Linked DNA regions of Homo sapiens: region 2 is linked to region 1. A link is an interaction called in ENCODE POLR2A ChIA-PET data of the cell type or tissue named here. Cell type or tissue: A673. All regions are shown on one strand.

The links. Peaks named below come from ENCODE experiments on the same cell type or tissue, not always from the same donor. Only the 100,000 strongest peaks of a DNase experiment are listed, where the experiment ranks them.
Region 2: POLR2A ChIA-PET joins it to region 1 with 5 read pairs; 3 of 35 experiments call an interaction of 5 or more read pairs at or near these places.

Annotation. Positions count from the first base shown.
Region 1 is chr12:101,890,296-101,892,795 of GRCh38, reverse strand. The region is part of intron 1 of DRAM1 (DNA damage regulated autophagy modulator 1); the gene reads right to left. Among named protein-coding and RNA genes, the nearest start is that of DRAM1, 14 kb to the right of the region's middle. In A673, no CTCF peak of the experiment used is centred here; a DNase peak (open chromatin) is centred at 1,185; H3K4me3 peaks cover 484 bases; H3K27ac peaks cover 2,057 bases.
Region 2 is chr12:102,473,917-102,476,416 of GRCh38, reverse strand. IGF1 (insulin like growth factor 1) reads left to right here. Exons shown (of 4, transcript NM_000618.5): 2 at 618-774. It overlaps LINC02456 (long intergenic non-protein coding RNA 2456), which reads right to left. Exons shown (of 13, transcript XR_007063427.1): 11 at 1-2,500. Among named protein-coding and RNA genes, the nearest start is that of IGF1, 5.4 kb to the left of the region's middle. RefSeq lists enhancers at 165-664, 665-1,166. In A673, no CTCF peak of the experiment used is centred here; no DNase peak of the experiment used is centred here.

The DNA.
Region 1 (2,500 bases):
CAATTTGTGATTTATTTACACTAAGTGTAGAATTCAAAGAGGTGAGGAAATAAAAAATACATAAAAATAATTTTAAAAAAATTCCACTAAGTGACAAAGCAGTACCAATTTACATTAGCTGAAATTTTGCTCAAGAATAGTTCATGAAAACTTTCCAAGAGGCAAATGAAAATGTGAACGTTTCAAAACTTTTAAGAACAATAGTGTTTGCCCATTACCATTTTAAAGATGAAAGAAGGCTGGGCGCACATTAGCTCACACCTGTAGTAATCCCAGCACTCTGAGAGGCCGAGGCAGGTGGATCACTTGAGGTTAGGGGCTCGAGACCAGCCTGGCCAACATGGTGAAACCCTATCTCTACTAAAAATACAAAAAAAAAAAAAAAAAAAAAAATTAGCCTGGCATGGTGGTGGGTGCCTGTAATCCCAGCTACTCAGGAGGCTGAGGCATAAGAATCTCTTGAACCCAGGAGGTGGAGGTTGCAGTGAGCCGAGATCGCACCACTGCATACCAGCCTGGGCGACACAGCAAGACTCTGTCTCAAAAAAAAAAATAAAAAATAAAATAAAAATGAAATAGCTCTTACCTCTCAATGAAAAATGTTCTTATGTCTTTCCACGTCTGATTTTATATATTAAGTAAATATTTTTTACTTTTGTTGGTTTGTTTTTTGCTTTTTTGGACAGCATACATAAGTAAATATTAAGTCACATATTCTGGTGATACTGGAATCCAGATAAGTAAACACTAAGAGGTAACCAAGAGACCCTGTGGGTAACCTCTTTTTATTTATTTATTTTTTTTAAGCTCAAGCTAAATGATTCCATCATGCAAGGGCAGAGGTAGTAGTATTTGGGTGGCCTAACTGTGCCTGGGTGCCTGATTCAGTACACTGGAGAATGAGTGAGAGGCAAAACCAGTTGCTTCCCAGCCTGGCAGCAGTAGTCTCTCTACCCAGCTCCTACCACATCATTCTGCACCACACAGTTTCTGCAGTGCAGTGGGCCCTGCCCAGCTCCACCCACCACCTGATTTGCCTCCTTGCTAATAAGGCACTTTCTGGAAACTGTAAAGAGGACAAGGCCAGCAAATTGTTCATTTGCCTGTGGTTCAGAAGCTGTTGAGGCTGTTATGTATACACAGTTATTTTAGGGGTAGGTTGTGCCTAGGAAATCCGTTTATGTCCACATTTCCTGTATTTACATTTCTGCAAGTTAAGCAGACTGTGGAAAATTCCAAGTCGTTTGTGTAACATCCTACTTCAAACTAATTTATGATGTTAAGCTAGTGAATAATCACTTGATACTGAAAGGAATGAAAACGATACAAAGAAAACATGCTGGATAATAGAAGACTTTCTGAAGCTTGGTCAAACTTTGTTCTTTAAGTTACTGGATACACAGGATTTAAATATTCCAAAGCCTAGAATTATGGTTTATTGGAGGAACTTAGATGCTAACAAAATGCAACATCATGTGTGTCTCCAGCCTGAAATTTATTAGATTGTTCCAAACTCATACACTAATTGCTTGGATGATTGATAGGGACTTAGAATCTAAAAAAAACATAATTCCCCAGTATAAAGAGAACATCATTTCCTTTATCTTTATAATATTTAAATATATTATTTAAAAGGGATAAGTACGGAATAAAAAGTCATACTACATTTTATTAGCTACTTTTAGTTACGAGAGCTAACTTTCTGGCAGCTTCACTTGGTGATGACTGTTTTAGAATGTGGGGGGCAGGCCGGGCGCGGTGGCTCACGCCTGTAATCCCAGCACTTTGGGAGGCCGAGGCGGGCGGATCACAAGGTCAAGAGATCGAGACCATCCTGGCCAACATGGTGAAACCCCGTCTCTATTAAAAGTATAAAAATTAGCTGGGCGTGGTGGCGGGCGCCTGTAGTCCCAGCTACTCGGAAGGCTGAGGCAGGAGAATCGCTTGAACCCGGGAAGTGGAGGTTGCAGTGAGCTGAGATCACGCCATTGCACTCCAGCCTGGGTGACAGAGCAAGACGCCGACTCAAAAAAAAAAAAAAAAAAATAGAATGGCGGGGGCACCCTTCAGCTATATCAACTATTCTGAAACTTAAAAAGAATTTCCTACTGACAAATACAAATACCTTGCTCTTTTCTCACTACCCACAAGCAATTTTGCCCTCTCTCCATCAGAGTTCCCTCTTGTTCACACATACAACATGTTTTTAAAGGATGTTTTGAAAAGACTGTAGAGAGGCAATTGTGGACCAGGGAGACCGTAAGGAAGCTATTTTAGCAGTTTGTCCAGAGTGCTTAGCCCAGTATGGTGATAAAGAGGGAGATGAACGTGGTTTGATTTGGAAAGTTATTTGAGGGGAATCTCTAGAAACCATCCCCACATGGACTCCAGTGGCTACAAGGACCAAAAAAAATAGGGCCGGGCTCGGTGGTTCTCACCTGTCATCCCAGCACTTTGGGAGGCCAAGGCAGGCAGATCACCTGAGGTCAGGAGTTTGATA
Region 2 (2,500 bases), 580 kb before region 1:
TCTCTCATATTGAGGAAACAAAACAAAAACAAAACCCTGTGATGATATATAGTATTGTCAAAAGCCATTTTTTGGCCATAGTAAATTATTTTTAGTCAAAAATAGGGAATGATGTTTTGGTTAAAAATATTCTGCTCAATAATGAATGCATATACCATCTATGGATGGCCAATATTGAGAGAATTTAAATTAACAAAACTTATTTGGCCCCAAATCTGTACTGAGCACAATTTAACCTTTGATAATTCAAAAGTTCTACCAGGGTCTCAGAGTGATATGGGATCCCACTGTAATAATAGCATCTTTCATTTCCGTAGTAAACGTTTCTAGATATTTTGTCTCAATTCATTGAAATAGGAACCCATAAAGAAAGGGTTCAGGGAGGACTCCTCCAAAGATCCACAGTAGCCAGGGGAATAAACACAGGTTGTTGGATGCCGAGACACGCTCCATCCACAACTCCCTCTGGGTTCTCATGTACTCTATTGGCTTCTGTGCTGGGTAGTCCTGATTAATGACAGTCGTGGAATCGTGGGAGTCAATGCACTTCTGTCCCACCCCACTCCCCTTGCAAGGATCAAGGAGGAAACCTGACCCTCCCTCTGTTTCTTGGGCAGGTGAAGATGCACACCATGTCCTCCTCGCATCTCTTCTACCTGGCGCTGTGCCTGCTCACCTTCACCAGCTCTGCCACGGCTGGACCGGAGACGCTCTGCGGGGCTGAGCTGGTGGATGCTCTTCAGTTCGTGTGTGGAGACAGGGGCTTTTATTTCAGTAAGTAGCCCTCCCTCTCAATGTGCTGCTCAAGTCTAAAGTGTACAGCTCTGTGGATTTACAACCGCAGGGAGTGTGTGAATAACTGAATGAGTGCCCGTATCTGGCAGCCATCCTAGGCCTCTGAGATTCCTCACCTTAAAGTAAGCATAGTGTTTTGGCGGGACTTTGGCAGGTTTTGCAGATCTAGGATGGAATTTTCCTCCTTAACAATTCGTCTTTAACTACTTCCTGCTAAGCCTTCTTTCAACTATTATGATCCACCTCACTATTCCATTCCTTTCAATGAAAGGACAGGACAAAATAACCCTGAGGTATTGATGTTTTTGTTTTCAAAACCTATGGGCGCACATATAAACATATGGAACACATGCAGGGCTGCTTTAAGTGCTATGTGATTTGGAGTAAAATAGTAAGGACTCTCCAGTCATGTGGATCTGGGAAAAAAAATATTAAAGGGCATATCCTAGATGTCTCCATTCAATATGAAATCACCATGAACAGACAGAAGGTTAACTCCCCTTAAAGGCAGGCCTGTTTGCAAATACACAGACTGTCTCTAAATGCAAACTGAAATGCCATACTGATTTGCCCTCTATGCCACTTGACCTTGATTTTTTTGTTGTTGCTCTCTTTTGGCATAGTTCTTCTCCGGGACCCATCAATGATATCACCATCTGGAAAAGGGTCTCTGACAAGTACAGAATCACTTATCTCTTAAATAGCTCTTAGGTGATTAGAAAGTCAACAGCCAGTAAAAAGTAGACAGCCAAGTCAAGGCGTATAAATAATACACACAAGCAAAAGTCAATGATTCCTGTGGGAACTGATCACTTAAAGAATCTAGCTCCCATGCATCTATCTCACTGTATATTATAGGACAGAGAAAGATTTAAAGCCAGATGCTTGTTCCTTATAATTCTTTGGAGTTTTAGAGAGTTCCAGGAAACTGAGCATGAGTCATTCTTAAAGGTTCATATCACTCCAGTGTAGACAGCTTACCTCAGTTACCCACTATGCTTTGAATAGCTCCTGTGATGACTCACACACTTGAAGTCTCTCTCATCCTTCCCAAATGTCAGCCTCTCTCTAGGCAGGTGGGGTATGTGTGTGTATGACTGGCAGGGTAGAGGGTGGCCTGTGTATACCAGTCTGGAGATCAGTAAGGGAGATGGGAAGAAAGAGGCTTGTGAGGGTATTGGCGATCAGTACTTACAGTGGATTTGGCAACAAATAGTTTTTAAATCACTAGTGACAAAGAATCAGAAGTGCCTTCTACTATTTGAATAGGCAAATTCCCACTATTTGCTTCCAGCCAGTCCTTTAATTGAACGAACTCATTTATTTTTCTGGCAATAAAGCAATTCTATCCAGTTCTCTGTTGCAGAGCAGATGAATGAGTGCATTGGGTGAGTGATTTTCCAATAGCAGACTTGTTTTACCTTTAAAATATCCTGTGGAAGATAACTGTGGGACATCACATGATCCAACAGTGGGTCATAATTATTCTATAATTTGCAGCTACTGATCCTCATTTTTTAAAGAAATGAAAAAGTGGTTCTCACTTATTATGCCCAAGGGGACTTTTTTTTTCCTTGATAATCCATTTGTGCAATTTCCTTTGATCCAGTTCACTAGGTAATTGCCAAGCCTAGAAGTGTCCTCTGTTACGTGCCAGGTTGAATTGTGATGTTCAACACGACATTGCTCCAGAATTTCCATGCAC